Linked DNA regions of Homo sapiens: region 1 is linked to region 2. The links are chromatin contacts, found by Hi-C or POLR2A ChIA-PET in ENCODE. All regions are on one chromosome and are shown on one strand. Each heading gives the region's core, a stretch centred on a gene start or an enhancer-like site at or near the end of the contact. The rest is flanking DNA. Distances are from core to core; before and after follow the strand shown.

Region 1 (6,156 bases), core at 968-3,467, 41 kb before region 2:
CAGTATGTGAATTATGTCTCAAAAAGTTGTTATAAATACAAAAAAAGAAATCATTCAAAATTAAGAAAATTAGACCAAAAATAGAAGGAGGAGGAAGGGGAAGAGGATCTAAAGGGAGAGGAGAGACAGAAGGCAAAGGAGAAAGAATAGAAATTTTTTGAGTCAGCAAACACAAAATTGTAATTTGCTTGTGAAATAATTGTCTATATAAAGTGGACTCTTCAGACAAATGTTGCTGAATTCAAGGTTAGCACACCAAAATCAATAGCAGTCTGTAGCAGGCTGAATAATGTCTCCAAAAAGATACTAGGTCCTAATCCTTGGAACCAAATTAATGTTACCTTGTTTAGATAACATGACTTTGCAGACATGATTAAGTTAAGGAAGTTTAGAAGCAGCCTAAGATATAAGAGGAGAATGTCCCATTAATGCTAAGGGATATGAGTGAAGCAGTAGAGTATGTCTTCCCTTTCAGAGGCTACAGAGAATCCACATATGATTAAGACCACAGGATCTGTCCATTAGGAGACTGTATTAGTCTGCTTGAACTTCCATAACAAAATGCCATTGGCTGGGTGGCTTAAACAACAGAAATTTATTTTCCCACCACTCTGGAAGCTGAAAATCTAAAATCAGGGTGCCAGCATGGTCAAGTTCTAGTGAGGGCCCTCTTCCCAGCTTCACAGGAAGACAGCCATCTTTTTGCTGTGTCCACACATGGTGGAGGGAGTAAGCTGTCTAGTTTCTCTTCTTATATGGGCACTAATATCATCATGAGTGCCTCCTCCTCATGACCTCACGTAAATTTAATTGTTTCCTAGCCCCATCTTTAAATGTCATCACATTTGAGATTAGGCCTTCAATATATGAATTTGGGAGAGGGGAGAAATTCAGTCCACAGCAGAGATTGTTAATGACCGTTGAGACAGAAACTTCAGAAGAGTAGGAGGAGCAGAAACAGACGGTAATGATAGGGAATGGGTGGCAGTAGCCACCTATATTTTTAGCACTTTGTGCCTGGAATATAGTAAAACCTTAATAGATATTAGTTAAATGACTGACCGCTTAGTAGGATTCTCTGAACTTTCACCTGCACCCTTCCTAACTTGGTTGTTACACCTTATCTTGAGTTTCTTCCGCATTCTGCATCCTGCTTCCAAAATCCCTCTGGACTAACTTTGTTTTAAATTTCATAGTTGTTCTAAAGGAAGCACTTGAGGATCATGCCCCCAGTGGAGAGCAGCCAGCCCTGGTCTCTGAAGCTGGGTGTCACATGAGGAAGACCAAGTCTGAAGAATACTATACTAAAAATCTATAGATCATAAATGTGATCATGGATCACAGATCTCAAGTTCCAGAATGCTTTGGAAGGATATTTCAGGGATACGAACTCAAAATATTTTCAGGAGCTGGGGAAATAAAGTAACTGAGTGGACCCAGCTGCATGTAAAGCAATGAGGAGTGTTGATGACTGTGTTAAACTGGGTGTTCCCCAGGTCTAAATGGGGCAGTGAAATGCTGATGCATGCAACTACTCAGTTCCAGCTAACTGTTGCCACAAAGGATCACTGTCCCAGGTTTTCTTATTTCCCAAGAGAAGACATAATCTCAAATTATTATGGAAAACTGCCCAATTGTTAGTGTTACCAATTAGTTCAAATTAGTTGTGGGAGTTCAACAGAGGACACTTGCCCTGAGACAGTTGAGCCAAATAAGACTCGCAAGTTGCTTGTGGTGGTTCCTGCCTTAGATTTTACAAGAAGTTAATTGAAGATAAGTAAAGTTCTACTGCTACAAAATAAGTAGTAAAATGAGGAACCTCATTAACCCGTAGGACACAATTAGGGGTGAGAATAAAAATAAGCTTCCCATAAAGTTTCACTAAATTCATGCAAGGCATAACCAAAATTAGAATTGTCGAGGTTATTCAGAGATGTAAGACACATCCCTAAGTGCTGAAGAAGGTCACACAGGCTATTGACAACACAGCCTTTCATGGCCCCATCAGAACAAACCTTGATGAGGAATGGACAAGAGAATGACAGTATCACCAGTCAACTCAGATCCAGGCTCTCACTGGGAGTGGGAAGGTGAGGGGTGGGGTGTGATGGGTAAGGGGAGTCAGGAAAAAGAGAATGGGTTCTGTTTCCTTGGCCTCGCAAAGCTTCAGTTTCCTCATTTATACAGCAAGGGGGCTGGGCCTGAGATGCTCTCTCAAGTCCCTTCCATGCTGCAGCTTGCACTCAAGCATGGTCTGGTTTTGTTTCTGTTCCCCTACTGTGACACAGTGCTGTTTTCTAACCAGCAGGAGCATGCAACACCTCTTGGACTCGATGAAAGCTGTCGCCACAGGTTTCAACCAGTCAGTACTCTGAAAGAGCATCTTGGGGGAAAAAAAGCGTGTCAGACATTCATCTTCATAACCAGAAAGTGAAGTCTCGCAAAGGAAAAAGACAAGACTAAAGGGAATAAACCATCGTTGTGTGGGCTTTTTCTTCCACTCAGCATCTCTTCCCTTATTAAAATGAGAGGGATAACTTAAGAAAAAAATTCGTGCTCTGGAGGATTAAATTGCACTCATTTATTCATTCATTCTACAAATATTTCTCGAATGCCTACACACTCCAGCCCCGTTCTAGGCTTGGGGGCCACCACAGTAGAAAGACTGGCATGCTGACATTCTTCCAGGACAAGACAGACATCAAATAGCTAAGCAGAAAGACCAAATTCAGACTATAAAGATTTTTTTAGGCTGGATGAGGTGGCTCACGCCTATAATCCCAGCACTTTGGGAGGCCAAGGTGGGTCGATCACCTCAGGTCAGGAGTTCAAGACCACCCTGGCCAACATGGTGAAAACCCGTCCCTACTAAAAAAAATACAAAACTTAGCCTGGCATGTTGGTGGGCTCCTATAATCCTAGCTACTCAGGAGGCTGAGGCAGGAGAATCTCTTGAACCCAGGAGGCGGAGGTTGCAGTGAGCCGAGATCATGCCATTGCACTCTAGGCTGGGCAACAAAAGCAAGACTCCATCTCAAAAAAAAAATAGGTTTCTATAAAATAAGCTATGAAGGAAAGTCACAGGGTGCTGTGATAAGAAATAACCTGAGGAGGTCTGCAGATAGCCTCCATGAAAACGATATTTAAGCTGGAAAGTGGAGAAGGAGCAAGCAGGTCATAGAACTGCTCAGGGAAGGGCTGGAAATAGGAAGTGCAAAGTCTTGAGTCACAGAGAGCTTGGCAAGTTCTAGAAAGGGTCAGAAGGCCTGTTGGCTAGAGCCTGCTGACAAGGGAACGAGTGGACTGGCCTGAGATGGCTGAAGAGGCAGCCAGGACTCGCGTGGCCATCGTAAGGAGTTTGGATTGTATTCCATGGGCAATGAAATTCCAAGAGCTGCTGAAAGGGGTTTAAGAAGGGGACAGCCAGGTGCAGTGGCTACGCCTATAATCCTAACACCTAGGGAGACCTAGGCAGAAGGTTCACTGGAGGCCAGCCTGGGCAATGTAGCAAGACCACTTCTTTACAAAAGATTTAAAAATTAGCCAGGTTTGGTGCTGCATGCCTATAGTCCCAGCTACTCAGACGGCTGCAGTGGGAGGATCATTTGAGCCCAAGAAGTCAAGGCTTCAGTGAGCTATGATCATGCCACTGCACTTCAGCCTGAGCAGCAGAGCAAAACCCTGTCTCAGAAAAAAAAAAAAAAGTTTTTGTTTTTAAAAAGGAACTCCTGGCTTCTTAATGGTGTCATCAGGATTTCAACCCAGACAATCTGGCTCTGTGCTCTGTGTCCCATGCATACCTCCTCAAGTTATTCTTTATCACAGACAGTATCAGATTTTTCCAAAGATCCCCTGGCTTCTGTGTGGAGATTAGATTGCAGGGAGGCAGGAAGACTCCTTCCTGAGTAGGAAGCAGACACAGTTGTCCAGGCCAGAGATGATGGATATGGAGAGAAGCAAATGGGCTCAGGAGCCATCTGAGAGACCATACTGATGGATTGGATGTACATGGTACAGGAAGAGCAGAAATCAAGGATGACCCTTAGATTTTTGACCTGAGACGCAGACATTTGTAGGTACCATTTACTGAGATGAAGAAGGCTGGAGAAGGAGTGGATTCAAAGAAGAAAAAATGGTTACTCCAGGAAGTAAATGACTGGGCTTGGGAACCACTGCCCTAGAGGAAGCTCCTGCACACAATGTCCCATGTCACAGTGCTGGCCATGTCACTGCTCTGCCCAAAACACATCCATCACTTTTCAATGCCACTGAGACAAAATACTGAGCATGGAGTTTAAAGTGCTTTAAACTGGGCCCTTCTCGAGTCTCCAGCCTCCTCTCCTTCTACTTCCTACACACATTCTACCCTCTTTCTATTATTATCATTAATCTTATGTCATTCCACATTATTTGCATTTCCTTGAATATGCCTTTCTCTCCTTACAACTTTTAGCCTTTCAACACATTGTCCTTCCCTAGAACATCCTTCCCTTCTCATCCATTTGCTGAATTCAATTCAACTCCACTCAAAGCTGATACTCCTTCTTAGAGGCCTTTCTGGATTCCTCCAGGCCGAGTTGGGTGTGTTTTCTAACAGAGGTAGCATGATGCTAATTTACAGCACAGAGTCAGATTGTCTGGGTTCAAACCCTGACCACATGACTAAGCCTCCAGGAGTTCCTCAAGATTAGAGACAATAGCTGAATCAACTTTGTACCACCCCAAAGGGCCCAGGACTGTGTTTGGCACATAGTAAGTACTCAGAGTTGAGAATGAATGAATATGTGCCTGAAAGTTGCTTGGTGATGATTCTGTACAGAGGCATAAAAGATTTTCTTCACTGTTCATGCTAGGCTTAGAATCCCCAAACCAAGTTCTCAAATCCTCCCCTAAACTGAAAGTATCCTCCCTGGAGATATACATCAGACATTGCTGAATATCTCAAATGAGAAGCAATTACACTTATTTCCCTCCAGTGCTTTCCCTTCTTTAGAAGAATTTCCCTCTTATGAGCCTGGCATCTACCTTGTCTTGCCTTCCTGGATGCCTCATCCATGCACAAGCTGAGCTCCCTGAGGTGTTAATAGCTGGGCCGGCCGGCTCCCTGGGTCCTTCAGCTCTGTCTCCAGTTCCCAGTAACAATGGCATCAGCCTGCGATCTCGGAGCCATAATGACTTCTAACCCACATGTATGTTCTCCAGGTTTCTTCCTTATTCAGCCATCTAAAAGGTCTCACTTTAGTCTGGAGATTCATGCCGCATACTAGGAGGCAGAGGGGAAAGAAAAATTTGCAGTCCAAAGACCTGAGTTCAAACTAGCCAGCAGATCTTGAGCAATTGCTCTGAATCAAATCTCCAAAATGGGCATAAGAAAGGTTCCTGCCCTGCAGGGGCATTCTGTGTATGGGAAGGTATGTTAAAACGACTTTGAAAACTAAACATTTTCATGTCAAAAGATGAAATTTGGCATCCTGAGAAGGTATTTAGTGATGCTCCCATTCATTCTCTCAATATTGTAAGTACTTTATCAACTAGATAAAGTTGATTAAAATCAATTGTCTGGCATGGCGTGTGTGTGCTCTGTGCCATGGCACACAGTAGAGAAGAGCAGGGCTGGATTCATACTCAGGTCTTTGGGTCTAAGTCCACCTGTTTTTCCATTCTGCTGGACAGCTGGTTTCCAGGTCAGCAGGAAGCAAGCATTCCTGCTCAGGAGGGCAGGCCATAGTGTATGGTGACTTCCTCTGCATATTCCTCTACTCTTGGTCTCCCAAACCCTAGTTTCCCCCCTTTTCTTCAGGGCTTTGGTGCTCCTCAAGACCACAAATCCATCTGTTAAGATGGGGGCGGTCTTTTCTTCTTCCTGAAGGCTTTGGCCCCTGGGCCGAGGCAAGCCCGTATTCATTGCTTCATAACAGTTATTTATACCTCTTCATGGGATTCTCATCCATGCACCACCCATTCAAAATTTCCTGATTAGAGACCAGCCAGTAGCAGTGGTTCACACGTGTAATCCCAGCACTTTGAAGGCCAAGGCAGGAAGACCACTTCGGGTCAGGAGTTTGAGATAAGCCTAAGCAGCATAGCAAGACCCTGTCTCTACAAAAATAAAAATAAAAATTAGCCAGGCATGGTGGTGTGTGCCTGGCATGGTGG
Region 2 (6,305 bases), core at 2,253-4,752:
GGGTATGAACACTGTCTTCCCCTTACTGAGGCCCTCCAGCCCACTCATTTTTTTTACTCATAGGTTGCATGAATGATTGGCAAAGCTGATGACGGTGACAGCTCTGTAACAAGCATGGGAGACAGACACACTCCGTGGTCTCTGGGCACATGCATTCAAAAGCAGACATCACACACCACATGGTGAATAAGTGAAAGACCTTCAGACAGAATATTAAAATCCCAAGCAAATATGAAGCAGCCTTTATATAGTACATCCAGTCCAGGGTCAAGTAAATTTGTGCATGAAGAGAGATAGGAGCTGTGGGAATATGAGGTGTGGGGCCTCTGGAATGTGTGCGCCTGCAATCAGAGAGCATCTGGCCCATATTAACCTACACTGCAATGGTTAATGTAGAAATCTATTAGAAAATGGATGAGGTATTATTATTGCATTTGATTTCAGATTTCTTCATAGTTAATGAAAGAGCATATAGCACAGATGTTAAGAACCCAAGCTCTGGAATTAAGCACAAATCTTACCTCTATGAACTACACTTTCCTCAAGCCTAATGGGGACAATAATAATACCCCCTACCTAAGATAAATGTGAAAATTAAATGATAAAACTGCAAATAAAATACTGAATATAGTGCCTAGCATATCCAGGAAACTTACTAGTTATAAGCTATTATCACTGTTTTTATATTTGGTTATAGATGAATTCCTTTTCAGCTAAAGATAAAGGTTTAGAGATTGAAGCTTCCTTGGATTCCCACCCATCCAACAAACATATTTATAAGATTACTTTCAACATTATTATTGTTCAACATTATTGTTGTTTATTATAAAGGTGAGTTTCTTAATTTTAAAAAATTCTACCTATTTTAATCTTTATTTTTATTTTCATTATTTTGTCCTGTGAGGTTACAAATTTTTTTTTATTCTATATACAGCACAATTAACCCTTGAACAATGTGTACATGGATCTTTCTCTCAGTCGAAAATCTGCATATAACTTTTGCATATAACTCCCCAAAAACTTAGCTACTAATAGCCTACTGTTGACTGGAAGCCTTACTGAAAACATAAAACAATCAATTAACATATATTTTGTATGTCATATGTATTATATATTCTTAACATAAGCTAGAGAAAAGAAAATCTTGGCCAGGTGTGGTGGCTCATGTCTATAATCCCAGGAAGGACTGTCTTGAGACCAGGAGTTCAAGACCGGCCTGAGCAACATAGCAAGACTCCATTTCTATAAAAAAAAAAAAAAAATTTAATTAGCTAAGTATGGTGGTGCGTGCCTGTAGTCTAGTCTTAGCTACTCTGGAGGCTGAGGTGGGAGGATCACTTGAGCCCAGGAGTTCAAGGTTACAATTAGCTATATTCACACCACTGTACTCCAGCCTGGGCAACAGAACAAGACCCATCTCCAAAAAAAAAAAGAAAAAAAATGTTATTGAGAAAATTATATGGAAGCCAAGCACAGTGGCTCACACCTGTAATCCCAGTACTTTAGAAGGCTGAGGTGGACGAATCTCTTGAACCCAGGAGTTCGAGACTAACCATGGGAAAACATTGTCTCTACAAAAAATAGAAAAATTAGCAGGCATAGTGACATGCATCTGTAGTCCCAGCTACTCAGGAGGCTGAGGTAGGAGAATCACCTGAGCCTGGGGAAGTTGAGGCTGCAGTGAGCCATGACTCCACCACTGCACTTCAGCCTGGGCTACAGACTGAGACCTTATCCCAAAAAAAAAAAAGGAAGAAAATCAAAATCATATGGAAGAAAAAATACATTTACAACACTGCACTCTATTGACACCACAGGTTTACATTGTCTGTATATGAGGTGAATGATCTGCCTAAAATGGCAGGCAACCGCAGCTGCAGACCTCAATCTGTGGTTCAGATCAAGCAATTCAATTTTTCTTTGCAACATCATGACTTTTCTCCACTTCTTGGGAGCACTTCCAGCATCACTAGTAGCACTTTATATGAGTCTCATGGTGTTATTCCAGGTTTACATTATTGCACTAAACAGGAAAAATACAGGAGAACTGGGAGAGATCACTTTCTACTGCAATCCACAATTTACTGGAGAAATGAACTGCTCACTTGGAGATGATTAGCATCACAGTGGCATTTTAAGCAGATACTTGCAACACTTGAGCTCACTGCAATAGTAACAAGAGGCGGCTACAAAATTGTTACAGTAGTACAGTATTACAGTATTGTTGCAGTTAATTTATGCAGTTATGATAGAATATTGCATCTTTACATTTGTTTACATTTCTCTCAACTGCAAATAGTGCCATGTACAGTCTGTGTTTGTGTGGGTGGTTTTCTTTTTTTTTTTTTTTCTTTTGAGACAGGGTCTTGCTCTGTCACCCAGGCTGGAATGCAGTGGCAGGATCATGGCTCACTGTAGACTAGAACTCCTGGGCTCAAGCCATCCTCCTACCTCCGCCTCCTGAGTAGCCAGGCATAGTCCCATTTTAACATTTTATAATAGATTTCTGAATATTTTATGGTAGTAAATGATAGACTAGTGTCTGTGTATATTTTATGCATTTGTGACATACCTTTTTCTTAATTTTAGAACTACTTCTAGGCTACACAGTTCATCTGCAAGTTTTTACAAATTGTTGCAAATCTCCAAAAAGTTTTCAAATATATTTATTTTTAAAATTCGCATATAGGTGGATGCTTACAGTTCAAACTGATGTTGTTCAAGGGTCAACTGTATTTAAAAGTTCTTGTAGAAATTTATATGTGGTCTTACTCATTTCCTTAGTTTATCATTTGTGAAGTAGGTAGCACATAATAATGTGTTTCTTCAGAATAGTTACTTGTCATGTGTCAAAATTATTTTTTAAAAGTATAAACTTATACATAAATATTAGTGTGGTTATTTTCAGTAAAGTCATTTTTTTCTTTCAATAATTCTGTGGATACAAAAATTTAAGGCCATAGGCAGTAAAACTCATAGTCGGAAAGGGCTATCAATCTTCAGGTAGCCTGAAGGATGTGGCATATTGTCAGTGCTTAATAATAATATATCTTATCATTAACATTGACCTTTTTCGTGGCCTCTGGAGTTTTATATGCCTTGTCTAGAAGTTGTACCAATTTGCGGAGATAGTTGTGCAAAGTACTTGAATGTGGAAGCCATAGATGCTCACAGCATCGTCACTGAGGACCTTACACAAATAGATCGGAGGTAGACCAATTCCGGGATTAGTTAATTCAGTCACAGATCATCAAGGGCCCAGTTTCTGCTTTCCATTCTGCTTTTCTCAGTGTGTCATCTTTATTCTCAGGCTGTTTGTCTTCCTAATAACTCCCCATCCAAACATGAGAATGTCCAGAAAGAGAGGGGGTAACTGGCTTAGGTGTTCTTTCTAAATTTGCTTCCATAAAAGAAAAGGATTTCACTTTCTTCTCTCCACATACACATAGCCCTTCTCAGTACCCTATCTCCCCAACAGAGTCATATCACAATTCTACTAGAGACATATTCAGTATTTACATTCTGATGACATCTTAGACATTAGTCAGAAATGAGTCAGAGGCGATACTAGTATTTATATTCCCTTTCCTGTACAGCTTTGTGGGGTTTTTTAAAGTTAATAATTACTAATTTTATTTTTAAACATACTTTCTATTGTGTCAATCACAAAGTCTCTGTGGATCATCTTAATTCCTCTTAAGGTGTTTAGAAGCGTCAGGTATTCATAAAATCAAAGCCCTGAAGAATTTTCTCTTGGAGACCTCTGACCTCTTGACCTCTGATCTGAACCGGCATTTGGGGGTCTTTCTTTTCTTCTTTTTCTTTTTCTTTTTTTTTTTTTTTTCAAGACAGGGTCCCACTCTGTTGCCCAGGCAGGAGTGCAGTGGCACAATCACAATTCACTGCAGCCTCGATATCCTGGGCTCAAGTGATCCTCCCACTTCAGCCTCCTGAGTAGCCGAGGCCACATGTGCATACCACTACGCCCCGCTAATTTTTTATTTTTTGTAGAGATGGGGCTACATCACCCAGGCTGGTTTTGAACTCCTGGGTTCAAGCCATCCTCTCACCTCAGACTCCCAAAGTGGTAAGATTACAGGTGTGAGCCACTGCACCTGGCCTAAGGTCTTTCTTTAACATCAGTCTAGATATGCTCTTTCCCTCACTCTTCTTTTAGCTCTTCTCTTTCTTGGTTGACTCCCCAGTTTTGTGGATGCACCCACCAATAGCCTTCCTAAGAAAGAATGAATCAGAGGTAAATTTACGATATTTTGCAAATGCCTATCCTCATTTGATTAATAACTTGGTAGGTCGAAAACTAAAGGTTGGAAATTATTCTGTTCCTATATTTTGGAGACATTTCTTCATTTTCTTTTAGTTTCCAGTTTTGCTGTTGGACAATCCAGAACTGTTCTGATTCATGATCCTTTTCTACATAAGTTGTTTTCTTTTCTCCCTAGACATTTGTAGGATCTTATCTATGTCCCCTGTGTTGTGGAATTTTGTGAGAATATGTATGAATCTATTTTCTTTTCTTTTCTTTTCTTTTCTTTTCTTTTTTTTTTTTTGAGTCAGAGTCTCGCTCTGTCACACAGGCTGGAGCGCAGTGGCGCCATCTTGGCTCACTGCAACCTCCACCTCCTGAGTTCAAGAGATTCTCCTGCCTCAGCCTCCCAAGTAGCTGAGACTACAGCCGCCCGCCACCACACCTGGCTAATTTTTGTATTTTTAGTAGAGATGGGGTTTCACCACCTTGGCCAAGATGGTCTCCATCTCTTGACCTCATGATCCACCTGCTTCGGCCTCCCAAAGTGCTAGGATTACAGGCATGAGCCACCGTGCCCGGCAGAGTCTATTTTCATCTATGTTGATGGCCACTCAGTAGACTCTTTCAATTTCCTTTAGTTCTGGGAAATTTTGTCAAATGATTTCATTGATTATTTCGTCTCCATTTTTTTTTTAGTTCCACATTATAAATCTTCTTTAAATTACCAATTTAATGAGCAAAAAATAAAAATGTTTAAAGTTTCAATTTTCGTTTCTCTTTGGTAATTAATGATGTTGAGTAGATTTCCATGTCTTTACTATTTTTATTTCCTATGTTAGTTATCAATTTGTACTCTATTACATTTTCTTCTTGTCTAGTAGGACTATACTTAAACCAACATTGCTACAAACAGCCTACTTTTAAGTAAAAATTCTTCAGCCATTATTAAAAGTAAAACAAGTAGAAACAAATAAAGAAAACAGTTTGTGTAATCCCACTACCCAACGATATCCAGCTACAGTAGATATTTTGGTGTTTTCTTCTATCCTTTTTTTCTATGCATATGATTTTGGATGGTGTTATCTGACAATGTTGTGATCATCTTATTGGTACAATTACATGCCTCACAATTCTATTTATCTATTTATTTATTTAATTAAATTTATTTATTTTGAGACGGAGTCTCCCTCTGTCACCCAGGCTGGAGTGCAGTGGGGTGATCTCGGCTCACTGCAACCTCCGCCTCCTGGGTTCAAGCGATTCTCCTGCCTCAGCCTCCCTAGTAGCTGGGATTACAGGAGCCTGCTACCATACCCAGCTAATTTTTTAAAATATTTTTAGTAGAGGCAGGGTTTCTCCATGTTGGCCAGGCTAGTCTCGAGCTTCTGACCTCAAGTGATTCACCCGCTTCGGCCTCCCAAAATCCTGGAATTACAGGTGTGAGCCACCGTGCCTGGCCTCTATCTTTGTTTTTAAACCTCTAAAGAAGGCATATTTTAATGTGCAAGTCACTCAATTCTTTTTATACATTTTTTACCAAAAAGCCCTCTCCTGTGAAATTTGAATTTTCAGTATGCCCACTTAGCAGTTGTTCTGAACTCATAGCAGGAAGAGGGGTGCACCACTGCAGACTGTGTCACCGGAACATTTAACAGTAGTTCTGTGAGCAAAGGGAGTAGATTTAAGATGAGAGTTGTAAAGTTCTGTGACTCCAGGCTCAGGAGTTCCCCACTTTGGCTGATGACCTCCTGACTGCTCTCTTTCCCTAATGAATTGTACCTACCCCATCTCTGTTTTCTCCATCTAAGGCAGGTCCTTGCCTTACCTTTCTTTCTGCACTGCCTATTCTAGATCCTAGTGGTCCAGATGCTCTCACTCCTTGACCTTCTCCCCCAACATATCTTCATGACTCACTCCCTCACCTCCTTTAGGTCTTTATTGCCCAGCCTTTCTCTCTCTCTCTCTCTCTCTCTCTCTCTCTCTCTCTCTCTCTCTCTCACACACACACACACACACACACACACACACACTAACTATA

The links. A loop is a pair of places that touch in the nucleus more often than their neighbours do. ChIA-PET counts read pairs that join two places held with the same protein, here RNA polymerase II (POLR2A). Pooled maps may share reads with other maps.
Region 1: a loop to region 2 is called in a map of GM12878, with 3 times the contacts of the local background. The contact joins two enhancer-like sites. A Hi-C loop is called at or near these places in 7 of 168 maps with a recorded cell type or tissue (CD14-positive monocyte, GM12878, IMR-90 and 4 more), 36 of 37 single-sample maps with no recorded cell type and 9 of 50 pooled maps. POLR2A ChIA-PET finds 5 or more read pairs at or near these places in 5 of 52 experiments (AG04450, HepG2, IMR-90 and 2 more).

What each region holds. Positions count from the first base shown.
Region 1 is chr3:159,920,899-159,927,054 of GRCh38, forward strand. All of the region lies in intron 9 of IL12A-AS1 (IL12A antisense RNA 1), which reads right to left. Among named protein-coding and RNA genes, the nearest start is that of IL12A, 65 kb to the right of the region's middle. Within about 2 kb of position 2,218, at least 3 of the 41 ENCODE cell types and tissues checked have a DNase peak (open chromatin) inside an H3K27ac peak, as active enhancers do; they include GM12878, where a contact is called at or near this core.
Region 2 is chr3:159,961,014-159,967,318 of GRCh38, forward strand. The region is part of intron 9 of IL12A-AS1 (IL12A antisense RNA 1); the gene reads right to left. Among named protein-coding and RNA genes, the nearest start is that of IL12A, 25 kb to the right of the region's middle. RefSeq lists an enhancer at 3,147-3,426. Within about 2 kb of position 3,503, at least 4 of the 41 ENCODE cell types and tissues checked have a DNase peak (open chromatin) inside an H3K27ac peak, as active enhancers do; they include GM12878, where a contact is called at or near this core.